Linked DNA regions of Homo sapiens: region 2 is linked to region 1. A link is an interaction called in ENCODE POLR2A ChIA-PET data of the cell type or tissue named here. Cell type or tissue: OCI-LY7. All regions are shown on one strand. Links, peaks and the distances in the headings refer to the core of each region. The heading gives the core; the rest is flanking DNA.

What was found. Peaks named below come from ENCODE experiments on the same cell type or tissue, not always from the same donor. Only the 100,000 strongest peaks of a DNase experiment are listed, where the experiment ranks them.
Region 2: POLR2A ChIA-PET joins it to region 1 with 35 read pairs; 3 of 35 experiments call an interaction of 5 or more read pairs at or near these places.

What each region holds. Positions count from the first base shown.
Region 1 is chr12:121,660,480-121,668,634 of GRCh38, reverse strand. The region is part of intron 1 of MORN3 (MORN repeat containing 3); the gene reads left to right. LOC105370034 (a long non-coding RNA gene) reads right to left here and starts at 4,511. Exons shown (of 3, transcript XR_001749356.2): 1 at 4,314-4,511. RefSeq lists enhancers at 4,159-4,428, 4,142-4,681 and a silencer at 4,599-4,648. In OCI-LY7, for the core only: no CTCF peak of the experiment used is centred there; a DNase peak (open chromatin) is centred at 4,574; H3K4me3 peaks cover 1,571 bases; H3K27ac peaks cover 1,806 bases.
Region 2 is chr12:121,312,197-121,317,196 of GRCh38, reverse strand. All of the region lies in intron 15 of ANAPC5 (anaphase promoting complex subunit 5), which reads left to right. Among named protein-coding and RNA genes, the nearest start is that of CAMKK2, 18 kb to the right of the region's middle. In OCI-LY7, for the core only: no CTCF peak of the experiment used is centred there; no DNase peak of the experiment used is centred there.

The DNA.
Region 1 (8,155 bases), core at 1,953-6,952:
TCAAGCAATCCTCCTGTCCAAGCCTCCTGAATTGCTGGGATTACAAGTGGGAGTCACTGTGCCTGGCTAGATTCTGTGCTCTTTTTATTTTTTTAGACGGAGTTTCACTCTTGTTGCCCACGCTGGAGTGCAATGGCACGATCTTGGCTCACCGCAACCTCTACCTCCCGAGTTCAGGCGATTCTCCTGCCTCAGCCTCCAGAGTAGCTGGGATTACAGGCATGTGCCACCACGCCTGGCTACTTTTGTATTTTTAGTAAGACGGGGTTTCTCCGTGTTGGTCAGGCTGGTCTTGAACTCCCGACCTCGAGTGATCCGCCCGCCTCGGCCTCCCAAAGTGCTGGGATTACAGGCGTTTAGCCACTGCGCCCAGCCCAATTCTGTGCTCTTAACCATCCTGCTCTCCTGCCTTGCTGGGTTAAGTGCTTTGCAGTCAAATAAACCTGGGTTAGGATCCCAGTTCCAGGCTGGGTGTGGTGGCTCACATCTGTAATCCCAGCACTTTGGGAGGCCGAGGCAGGCAGATCACCTGAGGTCAGGAGTTCAAGACCACCTTGGCCAATATGGTGAAATCCCATCTCTACTAAAAAAATACAAAAATGGGCCAGGTGGGGCTGGGCGTGGTGGATCACGCCTGTAATCCCAGCACTTTGGGAAGCCGAGGCGGGCGGATCATGAGGTCAGGAGATTGAGACCATCCTGGCTAACACAGTGAAACCCTGTCTCTACTAAAAATACAAAAAATTAGCTGGCTGTGGTAGTGGGCGCCTGTAGTCCCAGCTACTCGGGAGGCTGAGGCAGGAGAATGGCGTGAACCCAGGAGGCGGAGCTTGCAGTGAACCGAGATCTCGCCACTGCACTCCAGCCTGGGCGACAGAGCAAGACTCCGTCTCCAAAAAAAAAAGAAAAAAAAAAAGACTTGGAGGAGAGGGAGTAACTGAGTGGATGTTTGCAGGAACTAGCATAGAAGGTGGCAGGACCAGCTGGAGCAGAGAATATACCTGGGGTGTTCAAGGAACAGCCAGGAGGACGGTGTGGGTGAAACAGAGTGAGGAAGAGGAGGAGGTCAGAGAGGTTGCAGGCCGGGGACAGTGGCTCACACCTGTAATCCCAGCACTTTGAGAGGCCGAGGCAGGCAGATCACTTGAGGTCAGGAGTTCAACACCAGGCTGGCCAACATGGCAAAACCCCATCTCTACTAAAAATACAAAAAATTAGCTGGATCGAGTGGTGAACGCCTGTAATCCCAGCCACTAGGGAGGCTGAGGCAGGAGAATTGCTTGAACCCAGGAGGTGGAGGTTACAGTGAGCCAATATCATGCCACTGCACTCCAGCCTGGGTGCCAGAGCAAGACTCTGCCTCAAGATAAACAGTCCTGGCGCGGTCGCTTATGCCTGAAATCCCAGCACTTTGGGAGGCCGAGACAGGCATATCGCCTGAGGTCAGGAGTTCGAGACCAGCCTAGCCAACATGGTGAAACTCCGTCTCTACTAAAAATACAAAAATTAGACCAGACATGATGGCAGGCACCTGTAATCCCAGCTACTTGGGAGGCTGAGATAAGAGAATTGCTTGAACCTGGGAGGAGGAGGTTACAGTGAGCTGAGATTGCGCCATTGCACTCCAGCCAGGGAGTTTCCAAGAACGAATCTCCATCTCAAAAAAAAAAAAAAAAAAAAAAGAGGTTGTGGGTTAAAGAAGAAGGGTAGTCAGATCATATAGGACCCTGTCAGCCATGGTAAGAACTTTGGATTTGACTCTGTGACACAGGGAGGGTTTAGAGCATAGGAATGACATGATCTGATTCATGTCCCATAACACCCATGCTGGCTATTTAGTTGTGAATGAGGTGGGGGCAGGAAGACCCCTCAGAGGCCCTTGCAGACATCCAGGTGAGAGACATCCAGCAGGAGAACGAAGCACCCCATAAAAGCAAATTATTAGAAAGGCAGGAATGGAGCCATCCTCAGGGAAGGCTTAGGACAACTTCTCCATCTATCTGCTTCTCCCTGGCTGGCCTTTTTTCTCTCCTCCTGCAAGTATACCTCTGCATGATACACATGGCTGCCAGCATCTTAGTGACAGGATGGAGGAATCCTCTTCACTTCCTGATATAGTTTTGTCTTGTTTGAGACAGAGTTGTGCTCTGTCGCCCAGGATGGAGTGCAGTGCTGCGATCTCGGCTCACTGAAACCTCCACTTCCCAGGTTCAAGTGATTCTTGTACCTCAGCCTCCCAAGTAGCTGGGACTAAAGGCACACACCACCACGCCCAGCCAATTTTTGTATTTTCTGGTAGAGATGGGGATTCACTTGCCAGGTGCGGTAGCTCACGCCTGTAATCCCAGCTCTCAGGGAGGCAGAGGTGGGAGATAGCTTGAGCCCAGGAGTTCAAGGCCTGCTTGGGCAATATAGCGAGACCCCGTTCTCCACAAAAAGGAAGAAAAAAAAAGACAAATAAATAAATAAGTGAGACACGGATTCACCATGTTGGCCAGGCTGGTTTCGAATTCCTGACCTCAAGTGATCTGCCCACCTTGGCCTCCCAAAGTTCTGGGATTACAAGTGTGAGCCATCATGCCCAGCCTTTTCCCCTTATTTTCCTACTTGATAAGTTTTGGTTTGCCTCACTGTGTCCTGTGCAGACTCTCAGCTCTTCCATCCCCTGTATTAAATTTTCTCTATTTGAAATAACTAGCATTTCAAACTGTCCTAGGGTCTTCAGTGTTCCGACAACCAGCATCACTGCACTGCAGAAGACAGTGCAGTATGGTTTCTGTTGGGTCGTCTGGACCCCGAACCCTCAACTGATTCAGTCACCCAAACAGTAGCAGAAAATGCCAGGTCTTTTTTTTTTTTTTTTTTTTTTTGAGACAGAGTCTCATTCTGTCGCCCAGGCTGGAGTGCAATGGTGTGATCTCGGCTCACTGCAACTTCTGCCTCCCAGGTTCAAGCGATTATCCTGCCTCAGCCTCCTGAGTAGCTGGGATTACAGATGCACGCCACCAAGCCCAGCTAATTTTTGTATTTTCAGTAGAGACGAGGTTTCACCATGTTGGTTAGCTGGCCTCGAACTCCTGACCTCGTGATCCGCCCGCCTCAGCCTGCCAAAGTGCCGGGATTACAGGCGTGAGCCACCGCGCCCGGCCAAGACCTCGCGTTTTCTAATCCAAAAAATTAGCCGGGCGTGGTGGCGGGCGCCTGTAGTCCCAGCTACTGAGGAGGCTGAGGCAGGAGAATGGCGTGAACCTGGGAGGCGGAGCTTGCAGTGAGCCGAGATCGCGCCAGTGCACTCCAGCCTGGGCGACAGAGCGAGACACCGTCTCAAAAAAAAAAAAAAAAAAAAAAAAAAAAAAGGAAAGAAAAAGAAAACGCGAGATCTTAAAACCAGGTCTCAGGACTCCTATACGAGGTACTCCAGTACTGTTAGGCTAGGGACTTTCCCCAGCACAGGCCATATACTGTGCGTATCAACCCCTAACTCGACTGTTGGATGCCTCCTGCTCTCACTCTTCACCTTCTTCTAATAACAGGCCCCTGCTACCTTGGTCACAGAAATGAGCACGTAATCCAACTGGGCAAATCAAAAAATTGAGATGAGATTTTTCAAAATGGACTAGCAGAGAAAAAGCACCTTTCCCCTCTAATTCCCAGCCTATTGATTCCCATGTGTCTCCTGCATTTGCCTGCGGTAGGAGAGACTGAAGCCACCCACGGAAGGCATAGTCATGAGCATCCATCAGTGTCTTTTTTTTTTTTTTTTTGGTAGGGGCTACAAAAAAAAAAAAAAAAACAGGTTGTTTTCGCCTGTCCTGCCCCTCACTTCCTCCCGGTTTTATTTCCTTTAGGGACACCCCTCTCCCACTCTAAATCCCCAAGGTTCGGGTGGGCTGACTCCGCCCCCCTAGCAGGCCTAGCCAATCAATGTATTGGCTAGCCAATCACTCTGTTGCTCCTGGGTTCAAGCGATTCTCCTGCCTCCCAAGTAGCTGTGATTACAGGCACCTGCTACCATGCCCGGTTAATTTTTGTATCTTCAGTAGAGACGAGATTTCGCCATGTTGGCCAGGCTGGTCTCGAACTCCCGACCTCAAGTGATCCGCCCGCCTTGGCCTCCCAAAGTGCTGCGATTACAGGCGTGAGCCACCTCGCCCGGCTGCAACCATCATTTTCAAACCTCTTTGCCTTTACTCATGCAGTTCCCTGTGCCTGGACTGCCCTTCCTGGCCCCAACGTCACCCCCTCCAGGAAGTCTCTGAGTCCCCAGATTTGACCAAGTGCCCTTCTTCTGATATTGAAATCTCAGTGCCTACCTTCGTATATTGAAATTGAACTATGTGGGTATTCATCAGGCCTCTTTCATTTGCAAGAGGCAGAAATTCAACTCAGGAGGGCTTCAGTAATGCAAGTTCAGCCATGGTGGGATTCAGGGGCTTAATGTCACTGGAACTTGGCGTCTCCCTCCATGTCTCCATTTTGCTTTCCTCTGCGTTGAGTTCCTTCTTAAGTCAGCTTCCTCCCCTTGCAGGCCCGGGTGGGTGTGGTGGCCCAAATGGACTTACACGGAGTCTCATTGGACCAACTTGGGTCAGGTGGCCTGCACTGACCCAATCACAGCAGCCTGGTGGGTAGAATACACTGATTGGGTAGGCCTGCCAGGGGGCGGAGTCAGCCACCCAAACCTTGGGGGTTTAGAGTGGGAGAGTGGTGTCCCCAAAGGAAATAAAACCAGGAGGAAGTGAGGGGCAGGACAAACGCAAACAACCCAACAGCCCCTACAATGTGGTTGGGCCCTACCAGACCATGGGCTCCCCAAGGGCAAAAATAATAACAAAGGCTCCCATGATTTGAGAGAGGAAAAAAAAAATAAAAAAATAAAAAAAACCAATAAAGGCTAACATTGACATCGTATTTCCTACTTGTAGGCTCTAAGTGCTGTACACATATCCTGGAATCTAGTGATAAGAAACAACCCCATGAGATACTGTTTTTCTTTTCAGAAAATTAGAATGGTCCCGTAATTGCTCACAAATTGAATCTTTTCTCCCTCGGCTTTATTGCGGTATGATTGACAAAGAAAAATTGTATATACTTAAGATGTGTAGTAAGATATTTTCTTAAAAGTCTACATTTCGAAGGCCGGACGCAGTGGCTTACGCCTGTAATCCCAGCACTTTGGGAGGCTGAGATGGGTGGATCTCCTGAGGTCGTGAGTTGGAGACCAGCCTGGCCAACATGGGGAAACACCGTCTCTACTAAAAATACAAAATTAGCCAAACGTGGTGGCGCATGCCTGTAATCCCAGCTACTCAGGAGGCTGAGACAGGAGAATCGCTTGAACCCAGGAGGCGGAGGTTGCAGTGAGCCGAGATTGCACCGTTGCACTCCAGCCTGAGCAACAAGAATGAAACTCTGTCTCAAAAAAAAAAAAAAAAGTCTACATTTCGAAATTATTAGTACAATCAAAGTAATTAGCATATCCATCTCCTCACATTATTACCATTTTGTTTGTGTGTGGGGAGAACAATTAAGATCTATTCTCTTAGCAAATTTCAAGTACAGTATCCAATACACCAATACAGTATTAATATAGAACGATGCTGTACACCAGGTCTCCAGATCTTTGTTTTTGTTTTGTTTTGTCTTTTTGAGACGGAGTCCCGCTCTGTTGCCAGGCTGGAGGGCGGTGGTGCGATCTTGGATCACTGCAACCTCTGCCACCCGGGTTCAAATGATTCTCTTGCCTCCAACCTCCCAAGTAGCTGGGACTTTCACTATGTTGGCCAGGCTGTTCTTGAACTCCTGACCTCAGGTGATCTGCCCGCTTCAGCCTTCTAAAGTACTGAGATTACAGGTGTGAGCCATCATGCCCGGCGTTTTTTTTTTTTTTCAGTCTCACTCTTGCCCAGCCTGAAGTGCAGTGTTGCGATCTCGGCTCACTACAACCTCCGCCTCCTGGTTCAAGAGATTCTCCAGCCTTAGCCTCCCCAGTAGCTAGAATTACAGGTGCTCACCACCATGCCCAGCTAATTTTTGTATTTTTAGTAGAGACGGGGTTTCACCATGTTGGCCAGGATGGTCTCGATCTCCTGACCTCATCATCCGCCTGCCTCGGCCTCCCAAAGTGCTGGGATTACAGACACGAGCCACCGCACCCGACCTGTTTGTTTTGAGACAGTCTCGCTCTGTCGTCCAGGCTGGAGTGCAGTGGCGCAATCTCACTCACTGCAACCTCTGCCTCTGACGTTCAAGCAATTCTCCTACCTCAACCTACTGAGTAGCTGGGATTATAGGCATGCGCCACCACACCAGGCTAATTTGTGTATATTTAGTAGAGACAGGGCTTAACCATGTTGCCCAGGCTAGTCTTGAACTTCTAGCCTCAAGTGATTTACCTGCCTCAGCCTCCCAAATTGCTGGGATTATAGGAGTGAGCCACTGTGCCCAGCCTTAGGTCTCCAAATCTTGTACATCTTGTAACAAAAAGTATGCACCCTTTGACAGAACATCTCCACATTTTCCCCACCCCACCAGCCCCTGCTAATTGCTATTTTACTGTTTCTATGAGTTTGACTTTTTAGATTCCACATATAAGTAAAATCATGCAGTATTTGTCTTTCTCTGCTTGGCTTATTTCACTTGGCATAATGTCCTCCAGATTCATCCATGTTGTCACAAATGGCACGTTTTCTTTCTTTCTTCCCTTCCTTCCTTCCTCCCTTCCTCCCTTCCTCCCTCCCTCTCTCCTTCTCTTTCTTTCTTTCACAGTCTCACTCTGTCGCCCAAGCTGGAGTGCAGTGGCGCCATCTCAGCTCACTGCAACCTCCACCTCCCAGATTCAAGTGATTCTCCTACCTCAGCCTCCAGAGTAGCTGGGATTACAGGCAAGCACCACCACGCCCAGCTAATTTTTGTATTTTTAGTAGAGACCAGGTTTCACTATGTTGGCCAGGCTGGTCTCAAACTCCTGACCTCAAGTGATCAGCGCGCCTCGGCCTCCCAAACTGCTGGGTTACAGGCGTGAGCCACTGCGCCCAGCCCCCCCATAAGATATTCTTATACCCATTTTACAGCTGAGATATCTGAGGCTCAGAGAGACCCAAAGAATTAACTTACTTGGTCAAGGTCACAAAGCTCAGAGGGATAATGTTGAATTTGTTCCTGGGTTACCAAGGACCCAGACATGAATTGACCAATATTGGTACTCCACAAATATTTTATTCATCGTTTTGTTAAATATGTATTAAGCTCGGTGTACTGGTGTGTGCTTGTATTCCCAGCTCGTCGAGAGGCTGAGAAGGGAGAATCTCTTTAGCTCAAGAGTTCAAGACCAGCCTGGGTAACATAGCAAGACCCCATCTCTAAAAAGAAAGAAATGCCTGGTGTGGTGCCTCATGCCTGTAATCCCAATACTTTGGGAAGCCTAGGCAGGAGGACTGCTTGAGCCCAGTAGTTTGAGACCAGCCTGGGCAACATAGAGAGACTCTGCCTCTATAAAATTTTTTTAAAAAATTAGCCAGGTGTAGTGGCATGCACCTGTGGTCTCAGCTACTCAGGAGGCTGAGGCAGAAGGATCATTTGAGCCTGGGTGGTTGAGGCTGCAGCGAGCTGTGTACGTCAGCATAGCCAACACAGCCAGATCCTGTCTAAAAAAAAGAAAGAAAAAGGCCAGGCGCGGTGGCTCACGCCTGTAATCCTAGCACTTTGGGAAGCCGAGGCGGACAGATCACCTAAGGTCGGGAGTTCGAGACCAGCCTGACCAACATGGAGAGACCCCCGTCTCTACTGAAAATACAAAATTAGCCAGGCGTGCTGGTGCATTCCTGTAATCCCAGCTACTTGGGGGGATGAGGTGGAAGAATTGCTTGTACCTGAGAGGTGGAAGTTGCAGTGAGCCGAGATCGTGCCATTGCACTCCAGCCCAGGCAACGATAGCAAAACTCCGTCTTAAAAAAAAAAAAAAAGAAAGAAAGAAAGAAAAAAAAAGGCCGGGTGCGGTGGCTCATGCCTGCAATCCCAGTATTATGGGTGGCCAAGGCAGACGGATCACGATGTCAGGAGTTAGAGACCAGCCTGGCCAATATGGTAAAACCCCGTCTCTACTAAAAATACAAAAATTAGCTGGGCATGGTGGCGGGCACCTGTAATTCTAGCT
Region 2 (5,000 bases), core at 1-5,000, 350 kb after region 1:
TGAGAATATTGACAACATTGTGCAACCATTACTGCTATCTAATTTCAGAGTATTTTCATTACATAGAAAAGGAAACTGTACCCATTAAGCAGTCATTCCCCAGTCCTCCCTTCCCCCAGCCTCTGGTAACCTCTCACCGGTTTCTGTCTCTATGAGTTTGCCTATTCTGAACAGTTTGCATAACTGGACTCATATAAATGTGGCCTTTTTTGATTGGCTTCTTTTACTTAGCTTGATGTTTTCAGGTTTTATCCATGTAGCAATAGGTATCAGTGCTTCATTGTTTTTCATGGCTGAAGAATATTTCACTGTATGGTTAGATCACATTTTGCTTATCCATTCATCAGCTGATGGGCATTTGAGTCGTTTCCACCTTTTGGCTGTTATGAATAGCGGCTCTTTACATTTCTGTACAGCTTTTGTTTGAACACCTGTTTTCTTTTTTTTTTTTTTTTTTTTTTTTTGAGACAGAGTCTCGCTCTGTCACCCAGGCTGGAGTGCAGTGGTGCAATCTCGGCTCACTGCAAGCTCCGCCTCCCGGGTTCATGCCATTCTCCTGCCTCAGCCTTCCGAGTAGGTGGGACTACAGGCGCCCGCCACCACGCCCAGCTATTTTTTTGTATTTTTAGTAGAGATGGGGTTTCACTGTGTTAGCCAGGGTGGTCTCGATCTCCTGACCTCGTGATCCGCCCACCTCGGCCTCCCAAAGTGCTGGGATTACAGGCGTGAGCCACCGCGCCCGGGGTTGAATACCTGTTTTCATTTGATGCCTACGAACGGAATTGCTGAGTCATGATAATTTTGTGTTTAACTTCTTAAGGAAATGCCACAGTGGCTGCACCATTTTGTTTCAACCTGCAATGTATGAGGGTTCCAATTTCTCCACAATCTTGCCCACCCTTGTTATTTTCCATTTTTAATTATTACATCCTTCCTAGTGGGTATGAAGGGGTGTCTCATTGTGGTTTTGATATGCACTTCTCTAATGACTAATGATGTTGAGTATCTTTTCATGTGCTTATTGGCCATTTGCATATGTTCTTTGGAGAAACGTCTATTCCGATCCTTTACCTGTTTTTTAACTAAGTTGTTTATCTTTTTGATGTTCACTTGTAAAAATTATTTATATATTGTGGATACTAGACCCTTATCAGATATATAATTTACAAATATTTTCTCCTGTTCTGTGTTTGGTCTTTTCACTTTCTTGTTAGTGTCTTTTGATATACAAAAGTTTAAAATTTTTATGAAGTCCAATTTATTTTTCTTTTGTTGCTTGTGCTTTTAGTATCATGTCTAAGATACTGACAAATCTAATGTCATGAAGATTTTCTTCTATGTTTTCTTCTCACAGTATTATAGTTTTAATGCTTATGTTTAAGTCTGAATAATTTTGAGTTAATTTTTGTATATACTATGAGATAGGGCTCCACTCTTATTCTTCTGCATACGGATATAGGTTATTCTAGCACCATTTGTTGAAGACTCCTCTTTCCCCATTTAATGGTTTTGGTACCCCTGTTAAAAACCAGTTGATCAAAGAAAAAAAAGAAAACAACTGATCGTAGATATATAGGTTTATTTTCGGACTCTCAATTCTATTCCCTTGATCTATATGTTACCCTTATGCCAGTACTACTTTGTTTTGATTACTATAGCTTTGTAGTAAGTTTTGAAATCAGGAAGTGGGAGTCTTTGTTCTTTTTCAGGATTGTTTTGGCTATTCAGCATCCCTTGCAATTATATGTTGATTTTAGAATTAGCTTGTTCATTTCTGCAAAAACAGTAGTTGTAATTTTGATAGGGATTGTATTTGAATCTGTAGGTCAGTTTGGAGAACATTGCCATCTTAATGCTATTCTCTTCCAACCCATGAACACAGGATGTCTTTCCTTTTATTTGGATCTTTAACTTACTTCAACAATGTTTTGTAGCTTTCTGTATATAAATCTTTCACTTCTTTGGTTAAATTTATCCCTAAGTATTTTATTCTTTTTGATGGTAATTTAAATGAAATTTTTTTAAACATTTATTTTTGGGTTGCTAGTTTATATTGATCTTATATCCTGCAACTTTGCCAAACTTATTACCTGTAACAGGTTTTGGGGATTTTTTTTTTATGGTTTTGTATGTATAAGATCATGTCATCTGCAAATAGAGATAGTTTTACCTCTTCCATTCCCACTTAGATGCCCTGTATTTCTTTTTCTTGCTTAAATGCTTTGAGTAAAACTTCCAATACATGTTGAATAAATGTGACAAAAGTGTGTGTCTTGGCTCGGTGTCTCACACCTGTAATCCCAGCACTTTTTGAGGCCAAGGCAGATTACTTAAGGCCAGGAGTTCGAGACCAGCCTGGACAACATGGTGAAACCCCGTCTCTACTAAAAATAGAAAAATTAGCTGAGTGTAGTGGTGGTGGTGCATGCCTGTAATCCCAGCTACTAGGTAGGCTGAGGACTGAGAATCACTTGAACTCAGTCCTCAGGAGCTGGAGGTTGTAGTGAACCGAGATCATGCCACTGCACTACAGGTTGGGCAACAGCAAGACTCCCTCTCAAAAAAAAAAAAAGTGTATGTCCTTATTTTGTTCCTGTAGGGGGAAAGCGTTCAGTCTTTCATCATCAAATATCATGCTAGCTGTGGGTTTTTTATAGAGGTTGAGGAAGTTCCCTCTATTCCTAGTTTATTTAGTGTTTTTTTCATGAAAAGGTATTGGATTTTGTCAAATTTTTTTTTTCTGCATTGATTGATTTGATCATATGGGTTTTTGTTTGTTTGTTTTTGAGATAGAGTGTCACTCTGTTGCCCAGGCTGGAATGCAGTGGTGCAGTCTTGGCTCACTGCAACTTCTGTCTCCCAGGCTGTCTCCCAGGTTCAAGCAGTTCTTGTGCCTCAGCTTCCCAAGTAGCTGGGATCACAGGTGTGCACCACCATGCCCAAGTAATTTTTGTATTTTAGTAGAGACAGGGTTTTGCCATGTTGGTCAGGCTGGTCTCTAACTCCTGGCCTCATGATCCACCCACCTCTGCCTCCCAAGGTACTGGGATTACAGGCGTGAGCCACTGCGCCCAGCCCCGATTTTTTCTTTCATTTTATTTATATATTTGTGTATTGAACTACCTTGCATTCCTGGAGTAAATTTCACATGGTCATAGTGTATGTTCCTTTTAACGTGCTATTGGATTTGGTTTGCAAGTATTTTGTTGAGAATTTTTGCATCTGTATTCATAAAGGATGTTGATCTGTGGTTTTCTTGTGATATCTTTCTTTGGCTTTAGTATTAGGGTAATAGTGGCCCCACAAAATGAGTTAGAAAGTATTCTCTCTTCTCCTTTTTCTGGGAAGAATTTGAGAAGGATTGGTGTTAATTGTTTTAAAGTTTGGTAAAATTCACCAGTGAAGCAGTCTGGCCCTGGGCTTTTCTTTGTTGGAAGTTTTTTTGGTTACTAATTCAGTCTCTTTAGTTGTTATAGGTCTATTCAGATTTCCTGTTTCTTGAGTCAATTTTAGTAGTTTGGTCTTTCTAGGAATTTGTTCATTTTACCTTTTATCTAATTTCTTGCATAGAATTGTTCATGGTATTCTTGTATAATCCATTTTACTTTTGTAAGGTTGTTAGTAAAGTCCCCAGTGTCATCCCTGACTTCGGTTATTTGAGTCTTGTCTCTTTTTTCTTGGTCAGTCTAACAGTTTATCAATTTTGTCGATCTCTTCAAAGAACCAACTTTTGGTTTTATTGATTCTCTCTGTTGTTCTCTTAGTCTCCATTTTGTTTATCTCCACTTTAATCCTTATTTTTTCCTTGGTTCTGTTAGTTAGCTTTAGGTCTAGTTTGCTTTTCGTTTTCTAGTTTCTTTCTTTTTTTTTGAGATGGAGTTTAGCTCTTGTCACCGAGGCTGGAGTGCAATGGTGCAATCTTGGCTCTCTGCAACCTCCGCCTCCCAGGTTCAAGCAATTCTCCTACCTCAGCCTCCCGAGTAGCTGGGATTACAGGCGCATGCTACCACGCCTGGCTAATTTTTGTAATTTTAATAGAGACGGGGTTTCGCCATGTTGGCCAGGCTGGCCTCGAACGCCTGACCTCAGGTGATTCATCCGCCTTGGCCTCCCAAAGTGCTGGGATTACAGGCGTGAACCACCGCGCCCGGCCTCTTTTCTAGTTTCTTAAGGTGGAAGATTCGCTTATTGATTTGAGATCTTCTTTCTTTTGTAATGTAGGCCTTTACAGTTATAAATTTCCTTGAGAACTATATTTCATAAATTTGTAGTTTATCCCACAAATTTCATAAATGAGAGTCTGTGTATTTTTTTTTTGAGACAGAGCCTTGCTCTGTCACCCAGGTTGGAGTGCAGTGGCACAGTCTTGGCTCACTGCAACCTCCGCCTCCTGGGTTCAAACAATTCTCCTGCCTCAGCCTCCCAAGTAGCTGGGATTACAGACGTGCACCACCACACTAGGGTAATTTTTTTTTTTTTTTTTTTTTTTTGTGACAGAGTCTCGCTCTGTCGCCTAGGCTGGAGTGCGGTGGTGCGATCTCAGCTCACTGCATCCTCTGCCTCCCAGGCTCAAGTGATTCTTCTGCCTCAGCCTCCTTAGTAGCTGGAACTACAGGCATGTGCCACCACACCAGGCTAATTTTTTTTTTTGTATTTTTAGTAGAGCTGGGGTTTCATCGTGTTAGGATGGTCTCGATCTCCTGACCTCATGATCTGCCTGCCTCGGCCTCCCAAAGTGCTGGGATTACAGGTGTGAGCCGCTGTGCCTGGCTACCTGGGTAATATTTGTATTTTTAGTAGAGATGGGGTTTCATCATGTTGGCCAGGCTGGTCTCGAACTCCTGCCCTCAGGTGATCCACCCGCCTCAGCCTCACAGAGTGCTGGGATTACAGGCATGAGCCACTGCGCCCAGCCAGAGTCTGTGGTATTTTTATACACCTCATTGCATTTTCTAATTTCCCTTGTGATTTATTCTTTGACACATTGGTTACTTAAGAGT